Linked DNA regions of Homo sapiens: region 1 is linked to region 2. The links are chromatin contacts, found by Hi-C or POLR2A ChIA-PET in ENCODE. All regions are on one chromosome and are shown on one strand. The core of a region is the stretch at or near the end of the contact, and the rest is flanking DNA. Distances in the headings are between cores, read along the strand shown. Region 1 has its middle 15 kb from the start of SYVN1. Region 2 overlaps EHD1 (EH domain containing 1).

Region 1 (7,572 bases), core at 4,018-6,517, 290 kb after region 2:
ATGCTGTGTTACCATCTAAACCCACTCAAATAGTTTATTTTCCACAATAACACATAACTTCAATAATGAGATGTCTAACTAAAGCAAGCTCCTCCAACAAGACCAAGACAGCATCTCTTCTTCTAGGGCTTAGGTTTTGCCCAGAATTCTCGATACATGGAATAGCCCATACCAATAGTCATTGCTCCTACAACAAAGCCTTGGGCTGCCACACGCATGTGGATCAGATGAAGGGACATTTGCGTATTTCCCCTGCTCTTCAATTTGTATAATCCATATGTAACAAGTGCTGCAAAACCTGCTATTCCAACGGGTACCAATGGTGTCTCTTTAGCTTTACGAATAAGTTTGGATCCCTGAGCTTCGTCATATGAAGAAAGGGAAACATCTGTGTCTGTTGATATAATGACTGCTTGAAGAATCTCCCGGCTGGGCGCGGTGGCTCATTCCTGTAATCCCAGCACTTTGGGAGGCTGAAGCGGGCGGATCACGAGGTCAGGAGATCGAGACCACCCTGGCCAACATGGTGAAACCCCGTCTCCACTAAAAATACAAAAATTAGCTGGGCATGGTGGTGCCGGCCTGTAGTCCCAGCTACTTGGCAGGCTGAAGCAGGAGAATAGCTTGAACCCAGGATGTGGAGGTTGCAGTGAGCCGAGATTGCACCATTGCACTCCAGCCTGGGCGACAGAGCGAGACTCCATCTCAAAAAAAAAAAAAGGAAGAAGAAGAAAACCTCTCACACCTGATGTCAACATTCTTTTAGTTAACATTTAACATGTTTTTCTTGAGTGCCAAGTATGTGACAGATTTAGAGCAAGGGTTTTTACAGGGCATACAATGTAACACCCTGTCTTTCCCTGACCAAGTTTAGTACCATCTGAAAAACAGACACATAGGATAGAGATAAAAATGTTACTTCTGTAACCAATAGAGTTGTTGAGAAAATGCATTTGAAGTCCCTGTACCCGTCCCAGAGCTGCACAGACTTACCCACTCTGCTCCCAAAGGTTTCTCCTTCTTTTGATGTAGGGTAGGCAAGCCCCCAAATTGGGGCTTAGCCCGGGAGGGTTCTTGGCTTTGTCCAGGAAATAATTCCAGGGTGAGCCAGTGCTGTTAGACAGACACTTTTAGTGAAGTGGCAGTGCACAGCAGCAGCAGATGTACTGTTCCTTGCACACCAGGGCTACCCCGAGTAGCAGCTCAGAGGTAGTTCTGCAGTCATATTTATACCCACTTTTAATTATATGCAAATTAAGGAGAAGATTATGCAGAAATTTCTAAAAATAAGGTGGTAACTTCTGAGTCGTTTGGTCATTAACACAGAAAGAGGCAGTAACTTCCAGGTGTTACCATGGCAATGGTAAACTGACATGGCACACTGGTGGGTGTGTCTTATGGAAAGCTGCCTCCACCCCATCCCTGTTTTAGCAAGTCCTCAATTTGGTCTGGTGTCCCAGCCCCACCTCCAGAATTGAGACCTGCCTCCTACCTCACTTTGGGTCCCATACATAGTTGCTTCTAACAACTTCACCAAGAAAACTCTCTTTTCTACTTCTTGGGAGGGGTGAGTGAGAGAAAGTGGGACAAGGCCACTTTTCTGCAGTGTTAGTTACTCCAGAAAAGGTCCACCATGTGGAAACAGATATAATGAGAAATAATCCTTAGTTTGTGTTAATCAAACCCAGTCAGTTATCCAACCAGTCAATTCCTCAATCCAAGCAGCATGAAACTGCACTCCTAGTTAGGTTTGTGGATTATAAATGCTCATAAATTCCTTATCCCGTCCCTCATGGAAAGGTGGGGTTTACTTCTCCACCCCCTTAATTCTGGACTTGGCCTATGACTTGCTTTGAACCAGTAGAATATGGTGGAAATGAAGCTGTGCCCAATTCTGGGCTTACCCTTTAAAACAGAACTGGCAGCTTCTGTTTTCTTCTCTTGGAATTCAGCCACCATGCTGTGAGGAAGCCCAAGCAGTCCTGTGGGGAGGCCCATGTAGAGGAGAATCAAAGCTCCATTCTCAGCCTTTTGGGTAAGATCAAGTGTAGTATCTGTTCTTATCAGTTTAATATCTGATATGTCCTCTATTCGAGGACACAATCTATATTAAATAGATTTTTGGAACTAAGAGATGGAATAGGAGCTTGCCCCACCCACTCCACACATTTACCTAGCATTGCAGTACCTCCAGGAACAGTGTACCCCTAAAGGGAGATAAAGTTTAAAAATGAAAAAAATAGGGAATAAAAAGCTCTAGCCCTACCATCCAATTGGCTGGGGGAATTTAAATAAATAAATAAATAAATAAATAAATAAATAAATAAATAGCTCTAGCCAGCATCAACTTGCCAGCCATTGGAGTGCACCATCTTTGAAGGGTCCTCCAGCTCCAAGGATGGAGCTGGAGGCACAAGAAGAGCTGTCTCAACCAGGCCTTGCCCAAATTGCATAATGGTAAGAAAATAAATGATTGGTATTGTCATAAGCCTCTAGGTTTGAGAGTGGCTTGTTTCACAGCCCTAATCTAATTTGACTCCCTGTTCTTGGCCCCAGACCCAGGGCCTGCCACAGAATAAGAACTCAGGGAGTGTTGAAGAAGTGAGTCAACAAATGATTGGGCTGAGCGTGGTGGCTCACGCCTGTAATCCCAGCACTTTGGGAGGCCGAGGCAGGTGGATCATCTGAGTGAGGTCAGGAGTTCAAGACCAGCCTGGCCAACAGGATGAAACCCCATATCTACTAGAAATATAAAAATTAGCCAGGTATGGTGATGCGTGCCTGTAATCCCAGCTACTCAGGAGGCTGAGGCAGAAGAATCACTTGAACCCAGGAAGTCGAGGTTGCAGTGAGCCAAGATAGCGCCACTGCACTCCAGCCTGGCTGACAGAGTTAGACTCTGTCTCAAAAAAAAAAAAAAAAAAAAAAAAAAAAAAAAAAAAAAAAAAAAAAAAAGACTGGATTGGCTAAGTGGATGATGGATGATTGAATGGTTGGATAAGTGAATTGTGTTAAGCCTGACAGGTCTAGAGTGATGAGCTGTGGCAGAATCAGGGGCTCAGAGTCCAGTAGCTTCAAGGAGGATGAGAAGCCATCTCTGCTGGAATTGTTATAAATAATTTCCTGGGAAGGGTCCCTGGCAGATCTACTTGGAGTGGCATTGTCACAGGCAGTGCATACTCAGCTGCTCAGGTGAGACACTAACTGCAAGCCCAGAATCTGGAAAGCTCCACAGTGCAGTGGGCCCAGCCTTACTATCCCTGCTGGAACCACACCAGCAGAAGGAGTGCCCGAGGGCTGCTACCTGTCTCCCTCGACTCCACTTAGTTCCAAATGTAAGTCTCACATGATTGAAACTGTGGAAGGAGGCTGGGTGCGGTTGCTCTCACCTATAATCCCTGCACTTTGGGAGGCCAAGGGGGCGGATCACCTGAAGTCGGGAGTTCAAGACCAGCCTGACCAACATGAAGAAACCCCATCTTTACTAAAAATAAAAAACTAGCCAGGCATGGTGGCACATGCCTGTAATCCCAGCTACTTGGGGGGCTGAGGCAGGAGAATCACTTGAACCCAGGAGACAGAGATTGCAGTGAGCCGAGATCACACCACTGCACCCCAGCCTGGGGAGCAAGAGTGAAACTCAGTCTTTTAAAAAAAAAAAAAAAACCAGAAGGAATATATGTAACTCAAGTTTTGTGTGGTTTTTTTTTTTTTTTTTTTTTTTTTTTTTTTTTTTTTTTTACCGTTCCAGCCTCTGTGGTCCAGGCAGCCAGCTGGGAGAAGGCTGAGACAGATGCTCAGTGACAAGTGTGAGCTTGCTAATCTGACAAAGGCCTTTCTAAGGGGGCATTTGGATTTCTGCATGATATGCTTCCAGCCTGCCTCCTAACCCCACCAAATCCTCATCATGCACTTTGTTATTTATTTATTTTTGAGACGGAGTCTCACTCTTGTCGACCACGCTAGAGTGCAGTGGTGTGATCTCGACTTACAACAACTTCCGCCTCCTGGGTTTAAGCAATTCTCCTGCCTCAGCCTCCTGAGTAGCTGGGATTACAGGCACCTGCCACCATGCCCAGTTAATTTTTGTATTTTTAGTAGAGATGGGATTTCATATGTTGGCCAGGCTGGTCTCGAACTCCTGACCTCAGGTGATCCACCCACCTCAGCCTCCCAAAGTCTGGGACTACAGGCATGAGCCACCTTACCCGGCCCTCATCATGCACTTTGTATTGTGGTCAAACTTAACTTGTCTCATTCCCCAAACTCTGCTTGCCTCTTCAGCCTAGCTATCTTCACTTTTGCTCAAACCTATATAAAGTAGCATGCTTTTCCCTTTCTTCTTTGTCTGGAAAATTCTTAGTGCACACCCTTACACATTTCCAGCATCAGCCATGAACCTGAGTGAGTCTCTCCCCACCACATGGTGCCTACAGCATTTGTCCCTGTGTGAACACAGCCCCTATGACCCTGCATTGTAATCACTTCTGTGTCTGTGACATCCTTCAGGGCAGGGCTGAGAATAATAAATGTTGGGCAGTTACAGTTTTAACCTTTATGTCAATCCTGAGTCAGGTACTATTATCATATCGGTTTCATAGATGAAGAAACTGAGGCTCAGAGAGATTAAGTAACTTGCCTGAGGTTTGCCCAACTAATAGGGAAAGACAAAGTCAAGATTTAAGCCCAGGTCGGGTGCGGTGCCTCACGCCTGTAATCCCGGCACTTTGAGAGGGCAAGGGTGGGGGGATCACCTGAGGTCGGGAGTTCGAGACCAGCCTGGGCAACATGGTGAAATCCCATCTCTACTAAAAATACAAAAATTAGCCAGGCATTGGGGGTGGGTGCCTGTAGTCCCAGCTACTCGGAAGGCTGAGGCATGAGAATTGCTTGAATCCAGGAGACGGAGGTTGCAGTGAGCCAAGACTGCGCTACTGCACTCCAGCCTGGGTGACGGAGCGAGATTCCTTCTCAAAAAAAAAAAAAAAAAAGACTTAAGCCCAGACAGGGTGGCCCCATGGCCCTTCTCTCAACCCCCGCGCTTTGTAACAGGTCCATTTTCTCATCCCCATGGCAACTAGTCATTTTATTACTGAGAAAACAGATATTCTTGAGGTTACAGAAAGGAAGAAAAATAAGAAAAGAAAACAGATGTTCGAAGAGGCTAAGAAAGTCAGCCAGAGTCACCCTGCTGGCGTGTGGCCGGGAGGCACTCTATCTACTTCTCTGACACTGCGCTGCACCTCCAGTGAGGGCCTGTGGTGACTTCTTCCTCCTATTGAAGCAGTGTCTCGGGGCTGAGTCATTCCCAACAGTTTCTGTGCAAAGCCAGGGAACAGCCACCTCAGGCCCCTTGGCAGGCTGCCACCCTAGGCAGTTGTCTCGAGTCTGGGTGTCCTCGGAGGGCAGAGCAGGGACAGGAGGCTGATGTCCCCTCCCTCTGCCAGGGCACGGGCAGCCAGGCAGTGAGGCCACATTAGGACTCAATTCAGGCTGGCCTGAGCATCTGAGAAAGGGAAGTAGGATAGAGGGGCAGGCTGGGGACAGATCCATGGGCAACATGGATCACCCAAGACTAGTACAAAGAAAGGGGCTGGGGCACTAAGGTACAGATTGGGCAATCAGCACACAGTATGTGCCAGGTGCAGGGCTGGGTGCTGGGATTCCAGGGTGAGCAAAAAGACACCTACCCTCATGAGACTCCTGCCCAGTGCAGGAAATTCAGGGCACATACCTTTTCTCCTACCGCTCACACCTGCTCCTCCTGCCTCCTCATTTTTCCTTCCAGCTAGAATGGGTGGAGTTTCCCTCTTCCCATTCATTCACTCTATTATTCACCCAAGTATTTATCCAGTGCCCACCTTGAACCAGGTCTTGTTCTAAGTGTCATGAATGTATTAGCAAATGAAATAGAAAAAAGTCCCTTCCCTTATGAAGCTTACAGAATACTAAAGACAAAAAATAAACCAGGAAGCACGTAGAGAAGTGTAGAGAAGTGATGACTTTGAGAAATCAAGAAGGAAGAGGAGTCGAGCAGAAGAGGAGGACCCAGAAGCTTTGAAAGGAAGAGAGAGGTTGGGCATGGTGGCTCATGCCTATGATTCTAGCACTTTGGGAGGCTGAGGTGGGAGGATCACCTGATCCCAGGAGTTTGAGACCAGCCTGGGCAACATAGTGAGACCCTATCTGTATAAAAAAATAAAAATAAAAAAGAAAGGAGGAGAAAGATGGCTGTTCCATTCTAGTAGGAGAGGAGGCAGAGAAAGTGTGTACAGGTGCAGATTCAGGTAAAATAGAGGAGAAGAAAAAGGGAAAGAGGCTGGGCGCAGTGGCTCACACCTGTAATCCCAGCATTTTGGGAGGCCAAGGGGGGTAGATTGCTTGAGCCCAGGAGTTCAAGACCAGCCTGGGCAACATGGCGAAACCCTGTCTCTACAAAAAATTAGCTGGGCTTGGTGGCACGCACCTGTGGTCCAAGTTATTCAGGAGGCTGAGGTGGGAGGATGGCTTGAGCCCAGGAGGCAGAGGTTGCAGTGAGCAGAGATCAAGCCACTGCACTAAACAGCCTCGGTGACAGTGAAACCCTGTCTCAAAGCAAAGAAAGAAAAAGAAAAAGGGAAAGAAGTCATGTTGGAGCTTTGCAGAGAGAGGAGAGGGTGTGATTAGTTACCTCAGAAAGTGGAAATGTGATTCTGAATGACATTTTTGTAAGAAAAAAAGTGGAAATGCGAAGTTTCTAGACATCTGCAGTGTGATTGCCAGGGAACATGAATGGCCAAGGAGTTTTGTAGCTGAGTTGAAAGTGAAACAATCCTCTGGCTGTCTGATTTCCTCTTATTCCAGTACAGGCACCAAGTAGGATGGTTCAACCAGGGCTTGAGTCTCCCAGGTGAGGTGGTTTTAGGAATGTCCATGCATTCTAGATGCTCCTCCTTTCTTTCTCTCTCTCTTTCTTTCTCTCTCTCTTTCTTTCTTTCTTTCTTTCTTTCTTTTTTAGACAGAGTCTCGCTCTGTCACCCAGGCTGGAGTGCAGTGGCACGATCTCGGCTCACTGCAACCTCTGCCTCCCAGATTCAAGTGATTCTCCTGCCTCAGCCTCCTGAGTAGCTAGGATTACAGGTGCGTGCCACCATGCCTGGCTGATTTTTGTATTTTTAGTAGAGATGGGGTTTCACCATGTTGGTCAGGCTGGTCTTGAACTCCTGACCTCATGATCTGCCCGCCTTGGCCTCCCAAAGTGTTGGGATTACAGGTGTGAGCCACCGCGCCTGGCCTGATACTCCTCCTTTCAAGACATGGAACCTCGCTCCCCTCCCGCGAATGTAAACTGGACTTAGTGACTCACTTCTAAAGAATAGAATCAATGAAAGTGATGGTGAGAGACCTAGGAGAGCTGGCACAAACACACTTTGGCTTCCTGTCTGCACTGTCTCTTGGATCTCTTGCTCTGGGGAAGCCAGCTGCCATGTCATGAGACACTCAGCAGCCCTGTGGACAGGTTCACATGGTGAGGAACTGAGGCCCCCCAGCCAATAGCCGTGTAAGTGAACCACCTGGGAAGGCGATCCTCCA
Region 2 (7,485 bases), core at 721-3,220:
GTGTGAGGCAACACTGGAGGCCACAGGGTTTTCCAGGCGCGGTGACTCAGTGTGCCTGGGGCCTGGCAGTCACACATGGTCTCACAGACGACCAGGCAGGGGCTCATGCCTGCCCCTTGTCCTGTCTGTCCTCAAAGGTGGCTGAGCAAGGGAGCTCTCTCTGCCCTGCAAGGAGAGAAACTCAGCTAGGGCCACACCCACACCCCTCAGCTCAGGACGTCCTTTGTCCTTTGAGGCCAGGGTCAGTCACCTGGGTTTTTGTATGGGTTCCTCTCTCAAAGCTGGCTCCACTCACAGGGAGGCTCCAGAAGGGAGAGATCTAGAAAAACATCCAGCCAGCCGGGCGCGGTGGCTCACGCCTGTAATCCCAGCATTTTGGGAGGCCGAGGCAGGCGGATCACCTAAAGTCAGGAGTTCGAGACCAGCCTGATCAACATGGTGAAACCCCGTCTCTACTAAAATATAAAAATTAGCTGGGTGTGGTGACGGGCGCCTGCAATCCCAGCTACTCAGGAGGCTGAGGCAGGAGAATGGCTTGAGCCTGGGAAGCGGAGGTTGCAGTGAGCCGAGATTGCGCCACTGCACTCCAGCCTAGGTAACAGAGTGAAACTCCATCTCCAAAAAAATCAAAAAATAAAATAATAAAATTAAAAATAAGAAAAACACGCAGCCCTCTGTCCTCCAGAGCCGGCATCTGACCCACGCCCGTGCACACAGCTCACGGAGGTTCAGGCCAGAATGAGAATTCCTCATCTACAGGGTGAGGTGGGGCCCAGGGTACTTGGGGCACAATGGGAGGACAGTGGTGGCAAAGGATGAAGGGTCAGTTCTCACTGCTCAGACCAGGTAGCACCCACATGCCCTCTGACTGGCCTCCAGACAGAGTGGGTACGAGGGCCACTGTGCTCAACGCCTGCAGTCTCCATGCCTCTGAGCAGGCAGGGACATGGGCTCCCCAGGAAGTGCCCATCCTCAGTCCTCAGTTATATTCTGGAGATCAGGGGACTGTGACCCTGGCCACAGGCACATCTGTCACTGAAGCCTTCATGCCCACATGATGTCTACCCTGGTACCCCCTGCATGCCATGAGGTGGGGGCAAGCACCCTGCTCTGTTGAAGAACTGGGGACGTATCACCAAAGGGCCTGGCTTGGCAGGCAGGACAGTTCCCCAGCCACGCTCCGGCCTGGCTGGCCTGGAGATAGGAGCTACGGCAAGGGCCTTTTTTTTTTTTTTTTTTTTTAAATTAAATAGAGACAGGGTCTCACTAGGTTGCTCAGGCTGGTCTCTAACTCCTGGCCTTAAGGGATCCTCCTGCTTTGGCCTCCCAAAGTGCTGGGATTACAGGCGTGAGCCACCATGCCTGGCCAGAGCCTATTTCTTTTCTTTTTTTTTGAGACAGAGTCTTGCTCTGCCACCTGGGATGGAGTGCAGTGGTGTGATCTCAGCTCACTGCAACCTCTCCCTCCTGGGTTCAAGTGATTCTCCTGTCTCAGCCTCCCAAGTAGCTGGGATTACAGGCACGCACCACCACGCCCGGCTAATTTTTGTATTTTTTTTAGTAGAGATGGGGTTTTGCCATGTTGGCCAGGCTGGTCTCGAACTCCTGACCTCAGGTGATGCGCCCACCCACCTTGGCCTCCCAAAGTGCTGGAATTACAGGATGAGCCACCATGCCTGGCTGGAGCCTATTTCTGAAACAACCGAGCCCTGTGCTAAGAGCCTGAAAGAATAGCTAGGTGCCCTGCTGATACAAATGTGGGCTTGGTCACTTCTCAGCTGTTCAGACAATCTGTGTCAAACACTCCTGTCCACGGGGTCAACCCCAACCACAGCCGGGACTGTCACTCATGGTGACTCGTCTAGGCTGGCTCACGATAGGGTGCTATCCAAAGTCAGACACGCCAAGGGCATGTGTTCTGTCATTCTGTGTTGGAAGGGCCCGCTGGTGGCATTAACCTTTGTTTCCTGGCCCCACCCACACCGGCTCTCACTCAAGTACTTGGTCAGCCACTGAGATTCCAAACCCTTTGGCCATTCAGAGGCTGCTGATAGGTGCCACCAGGCCTGGGCTGCCAGGAGACCTAAGGATGGTCTGCAAGGCCTGCTGAACTGACACTGCCTCAGCGTGACCTTGGCTTCCATGCACAGTGCTCCCCGGGCTGCAGGCTGGCACCCTGTCTCCTCACGAGCTGCTTCCTGTCACAGCTTAAGCTTCAGCTCCTGCCAGGCCCCCCCAGCCCTTCTACTCCACTGGGACAGCCCCTAGCGCCAGCTCCCGCAGCAGCCTGTGCTCGCTCCGAGACGACACAAATAACTGATGTTTATTTTTTGTTTGCGTGCTCTGCTTTCCCCATGAAGGCTGAGGAGTGGACAGGGGCTGTGTGTCACTCCCCGCCAGTACCCGGCATCCAGCACTGTGCTGAGTGCACTTCAGGCTCAGTAAACCCCAGAGGGGTAATCCCAGCACTCTGGGAGGCTGAGGTGGGCAGATCACCTGAGATCAGGAGTTTGAGACCAGCCTGGCCAACATGGTGAAACCCTGTCTCTAATAAAAATACAAAAATCAGCTGGGCATAGTGGTGCGTGCCTGTGATCCCAGCTACTCGGGAGGCTGAGGTAGGAGAATCATTTGAACCTGGGAGGTGGAGGTTGCTATGAGCCGAGATCATGCCACTGCACTCCAGCTTGGGCAACAGAGCGAGTCTCCGCTTCAAAAACAAAAACAAAAACAAAAAACCCTAGAGGGAAGCCAACAAGCCTTAGAGCTCTATCCCCCAACACTCCATTTCTGAGGCTGCCTCCTTTGCTTCAGCGGTAACTTCCTGTGTGCTGTTTCTGTGTTGTAAGCACAGTCAAACCCTTCCTGAAAGTAGATGGGGTATAAACCACAAACAGAACAGGTTTAGAGGGAGGCCGGGTAGAGAATCTTAGTTAAGAGCAGGCTGCACGCGGGTGCTGACCAAAGACTGGTTTCTATAGAGGGAAACAGCGCAGTGCAGGTCTGCCTGTGAAGTGAGCTGGGAAGGGTCTCGGGCAATCCTGGGGCCCTGAGTGCCAGTCTCAGAGCCCCATGGCCCTGCCTGGCAATAGGCTGCTCCCCTCACCCCAGGGTCTACCTTGGCCAGCCGTGCCCGCTTGATCAGGTCATTGAGCTTCCTGAGGGCGGCGTTTCGGGGCAGTGACTGGATGTCCTTGAAGAGGTCCTGCTCCTCGGCCTCAAAGAGCTTGCGGTTGTCGGGGATGAGGAGCGGGTGGGACCAGAAGGAGCCGATGTAGACCCTGACCACCTCGGGGGTGTTGATGATCTTGCCCAGGGACCACATGAGGGCCCCGTACACCCGCATCAGCTGCTGCGTCTCGATCTGGTCTGCCTTGTTCAGCACCACGCGGATCTTGTCCTCATGGTTCTTCAGAGCCTTGATCACTTCCGAGAACTCATCGGAGATGTCCAGCTTGTGGGCGTCGAAGAGCAGGATGATGCGGTCCACACGCTCCGCGAACCACTCCAGGACGGCTGCAAAGTCATAGCCTGGGGGGAAGAGAAGGGAGAGCTCAGGGGCGCCAAGGGACCTGCTGCTCTGATGGCTCTCATCTCCAACCTGGCCTGGTATTTCTCAGCCTGAGATAGTTTTTAAAATTCCTATAGGCCGGGCGTGGTGGCTCACGCCTGTAATCCCAACACTTTGGGAGGCCAAGGTGGGAGGATCACGAGGTCATGAGTTTGAGGCCAGCCTGGCCAACATAGTGAAACCCTGTCTCCACTAAAAATACACAAATTAGCCGGGCAGGGTGGCGCGAGCACTCAGGAGGCTGAAGCAGGAGAATCGCTTGAACCCAGCAGGTGGAGGTTGTGGTGAGCCAAGCCCATGCCACCGCACTCTAGCCTGGGTAAGAAGAGCAAAACTGTCGCGAAAAAAAAAAAAAAAAGAAAAGGCCAGGCACAGTGGCTCACACCTGTAATCCCGACACTTTGGGAGGCTGAGGTGGGTGGATCACAAGGTCAGGAGTTCAAGACCAGCCTGGCCAACATAGTGAAGCCCTGTCTCTACTGAAAATACAAAAATTAGCCCGGCATGGTGGTGGGCACCTGTAATCCCAGTTACTCGAGAGGCTGAGGCAGGAGAATTGCTTGAACCTGGGCGGCAGAGGTTGCAGTGAGCTGAGATTGCGCCACTGCACTCCAGCCTGGGCAACAGTGTGAGACTCCATCTCAAAAAAAAAAAAAAAAAATAGCCGGGTGTGGTGGCACATGCCTGTAGTCCTAGCTACTCAGGAGGCTGATGCAGGAGAACTGCTTGAAACCAGGAGGCAGAGGTTGCAGTGAGCCGAGATTGTGCCACTGCAGTCCAGCCTGCGTGACACAGCGAGACTCCGTCTCAAAAAAAAAAAAAAAATTCCTAGGTGTTCATCTAGACAGCACAGCACCCTGAGGGCAGGATTATCTCCCCTATTCCTGCCCCCACCATAACACTCCCCAACCCATGTAGCACTTGGCATAAACAGGTGCTAATGCAAAGGTCGTCCCACAGTGCAAGCTCTAAGGTGGGTCAGAGGAGGGCGAGAGTGAGGAGGAGACCCAGCACTGTGCTCAGCACAGCACAGAGGGTAGAACATAGACTCCAGTGTTGCCACCTGCCTGCTGTATGCCCTGGGACGGTAGTGACAAGAGGCGCCTGCAAAAGTAACTGCAGCTGCTACTTTTTCAGTGCTGATGTGCCAGGCTCCCCATTTTGCAGGAATCTCACTTATTTTCTGCAACAAGGGTTGGCAAACTACAGCTCAGGGATCAAACCTGGCCCACCACCTGTTTGTATAAATAAAGTTTTATTGAAACACAGCCATGCTCATTTGTATTATCCATGGCTTCTTTTGTCTAACACAGCAGAGTTCAGTCGTTGTGACAGAAACTATAAGGTCTGCAAAGCTGGAAGTATTAACTATCCCACCCTTACAGAAAAAGTTTGCTGACCTCTGCTCTACAAGAAGCCCAGGAAGTGCTACGAACCACTTCCCCTTCCTGGGTCTTAAACACTTCTCCAAAACAAAGTGGTTGGACTGGACAGACTCCAGCTTTAAGCTCCATATTCTTTTTAAAAAAATTTTATATTCATTTTTTTAGAGACAGGGTTTTGCTCTGTCACCCAGGCTGGAGTGCAGTGGCACAATCTTCGCTCACTGCAACCTTGAACTCCTGGGCTCAAGCCATCCCCCCCACCTTAGACTCCTGAGTAGCTGGGACTACAGGCGTGTGCCACCATGTCTGGCTAATTTTTAAATTTTTATTTTGTAGAGATGGGGGTCTCACTATGTTGTCTATGCTGAACTGCTGGGCTCAGAGATTCTCCCGCCTTGGCCTCCCAAAGTGCTGGGGTGACAGGCCTGAGCCACCGCGCCTGGATTCTAAACTCTATTCTATATTGCTTCCCACCAACCCATTATGACCCAATTAAGGCCCACCAATTAAAGTGAATTCTGTCGCCTGTGGCAGAGACTGCTAATTGAAATTCCTCCTAAAGGAAGGAACCAGATATAACTATCCAGTTTCAGCTGGATTCATGGCCTCCCAGCTTCAGATTGCATTTCCCAGCCTCCTTCAGCAGAATGAACAAGAAAAGGTGCATGAGCCCTCTGTTGTTTTCTCCCTCCTGAGGACGGGGATGCTGATGTGATGGGAGGAGCTGGAGGAAGCACCTCGGGTTCAGAGATGAAAGCTGCATGTTCAGAATGGCCTTAGACTGTTGTTTTTCACATAAACTATTGGCTATCTGACTTAAGCCAATGATTTTTGGGTCTCTGTAACAGCGGTTTTGAATCCTATATGACAACTAGGCCTCTTCAACAGCAGTTTTGAATCCTATATGACAACTAGGCCTCTTCTAAATATTTCCACTTCAGCCTGGGCAACATAGCAAAATCCCGACTCTACAAAGGTGGTGCAGGCCTGTAGTCCCAGCTACTTGGGAGACTAAGGCAGGAGGATAACCTGAGCCCAGGAGGTTGAGGCTGCAGTGAGCCGTGATCATGCCACTGCATTCCAGCCTGGGCGACAGAGCGACACCCTGTCTCAAAAACAAAACAAAAGAAATCCTCACCTCTTCCTCTGCCCCTAGAGTAAAACTTCTGTCCCTCCCGGTCTAGGAAGAGTAAGGAGTGACAGGCGGGCCATGTGGAAACAAAGGCCTAGAATCCTTGGGGAGCTTGGGCCCCACCCCCGAGGGGCCACATCCTCTCTGCCTGATTCTGGGCAAGCCTCCACGTCCCTGGCTCAGTCTTCCCACAGGTCCCAGGCCACCCAAATGTAGGCCGGCCCTCTTCAGAAGCACCAAGTACTTCCCAGAGAGCAGTCAGGCTCCGGAAAAGAGCAGGAGAAGCCACTCCTGCACACAACAGTCTGAGAGTCGCACAGCTTGGGCCCAAACGAGTCCTCAGCCCACCACCTGCTCCTGGCATCTCCATGAAAAACACCACCCTCTTGCCAAGCTGGGGATGGAGATGGGCGCTCTCTAGACTGAGGGGGCAGAAAAACAGCAGCGAGGTGGGAGGTCCAAGGACAAAGCGTTAAGGAAAAGCAGCAGCTGGACAGGGTCGCCCACGGTGATGGGAGGGCAGCCCTGCCGTCCCCCAGTGGGAGCTGCTGCTGACTCCTCCACTACACGGGTTCCCCCTTGGTGGCATCCGCTGCTCCCACCCTGCAAAGCCCTCCAGGACAAAGGCAGGTCCACAGCCCAGGCTCCTGAGAGGCTGCCTCTACGCACAAGCACGCCAAGATAAATGGCACCACAGGGTGTGCGGAGTCAAGCTCGCTCATGGGATAAACACTCCTGCCGCCTGCCCCGGCCCCAGGCCCAAGCGTGCTTGGCGCCATCTGTGAGCCCAAAGCCACAGGGGCGCGGAGCCCCTCCCCACACCTGGCGCTCCCAGAAGGAACTCGGGCCACTAACTAAGATGGCTCTGCACTCCACTCCCGCCCCCTGCCACTGACTCTGTGACCTGAAGTTCTTTTCCTAACTTCTCAGTTACTTTCTCCATCTGTGAAATTTAAATACCAATTCCTCAGCCGGGCTGCAGGGAGGAGGGCGTGTGGGAGCACTGGGCCTCCAGCCCAGGACCCGACAGGGACAGCCTCCTTGGCAGGCTGGGGCAGGGGAAGCCAGGGCTCTGTGGGAACAAGGGGCCAGCGGCCTGGACCCATCACCGGTCAAGGACTTTCATCCTTGAGCAAAGTCACCAAAATGTAAGGAAAATCCCAAATCCACAGCTTCAGCCACACAGCCTCGGCAGCCTCTCCACAGGTGATGTGCGGCCGTTCCCTGCCCCAGCTCAACAGGAAATAGGGCACTCTGACCAGAAGCAGCCCCGAGGGCCAAGCTTCTTAACAGGGTAGCAGTGCAGGGGAGCCGGGGTCCTGGCCTCCAGCCTGGACGGGGAGGCCCGATCAGCCTTCCAGAGGCTCAGGTGGATGGTCGGAGACAGCAGAGCTGCC

The links. Hi-C counts contacts between places; a loop is a spot of excess contacts on that map. ChIA-PET counts read pairs that join two places held with the same protein, here RNA polymerase II (POLR2A). Pooled maps may share reads with other maps.
Region 1: a loop to region 2 is called in a pooled map, with 2.1 times the contacts of the local background. The contact joins two enhancer-like sites. A Hi-C loop is called at or near these places in 1 of 50 pooled maps. POLR2A ChIA-PET finds 5 or more read pairs at or near these places in 4 of 52 experiments (B cell, K562, Panc1 and 1 more).

The regions. Positions count from the first base shown.
Region 1 is chr11:65,145,569-65,153,140 of GRCh38, forward strand. It overlaps the pseudogene HIGD1AP10 and the pseudogene RNU2-23P. Among named protein-coding and RNA genes, the nearest start is that of SYVN1, 15 kb to the left of the region's middle. RefSeq lists an enhancer at 5,188-5,237 and a silencer at 7,146-7,325. Within about 2 kb of position 5,268, at least 31 of the 41 ENCODE cell types and tissues checked have a DNase peak (open chromatin) inside an H3K27ac peak, as active enhancers do.
Region 2 is chr11:64,856,806-64,864,290 of GRCh38, forward strand. It overlaps EHD1 (EH domain containing 1), which reads right to left. Exons shown (of 5, transcript NM_006795.4): 3 at 3,119-3,531. Among named protein-coding and RNA genes, the nearest start is that of CDC42BPG, 16 kb to the left of the region's middle. RefSeq lists enhancers at 2,142-2,211, 4,424-4,473, 4,604-4,733, 6,592-7,403. Within about 2 kb of position 1,971, at least 20 of the 41 ENCODE cell types and tissues checked have a DNase peak (open chromatin) inside an H3K27ac peak, as active enhancers do.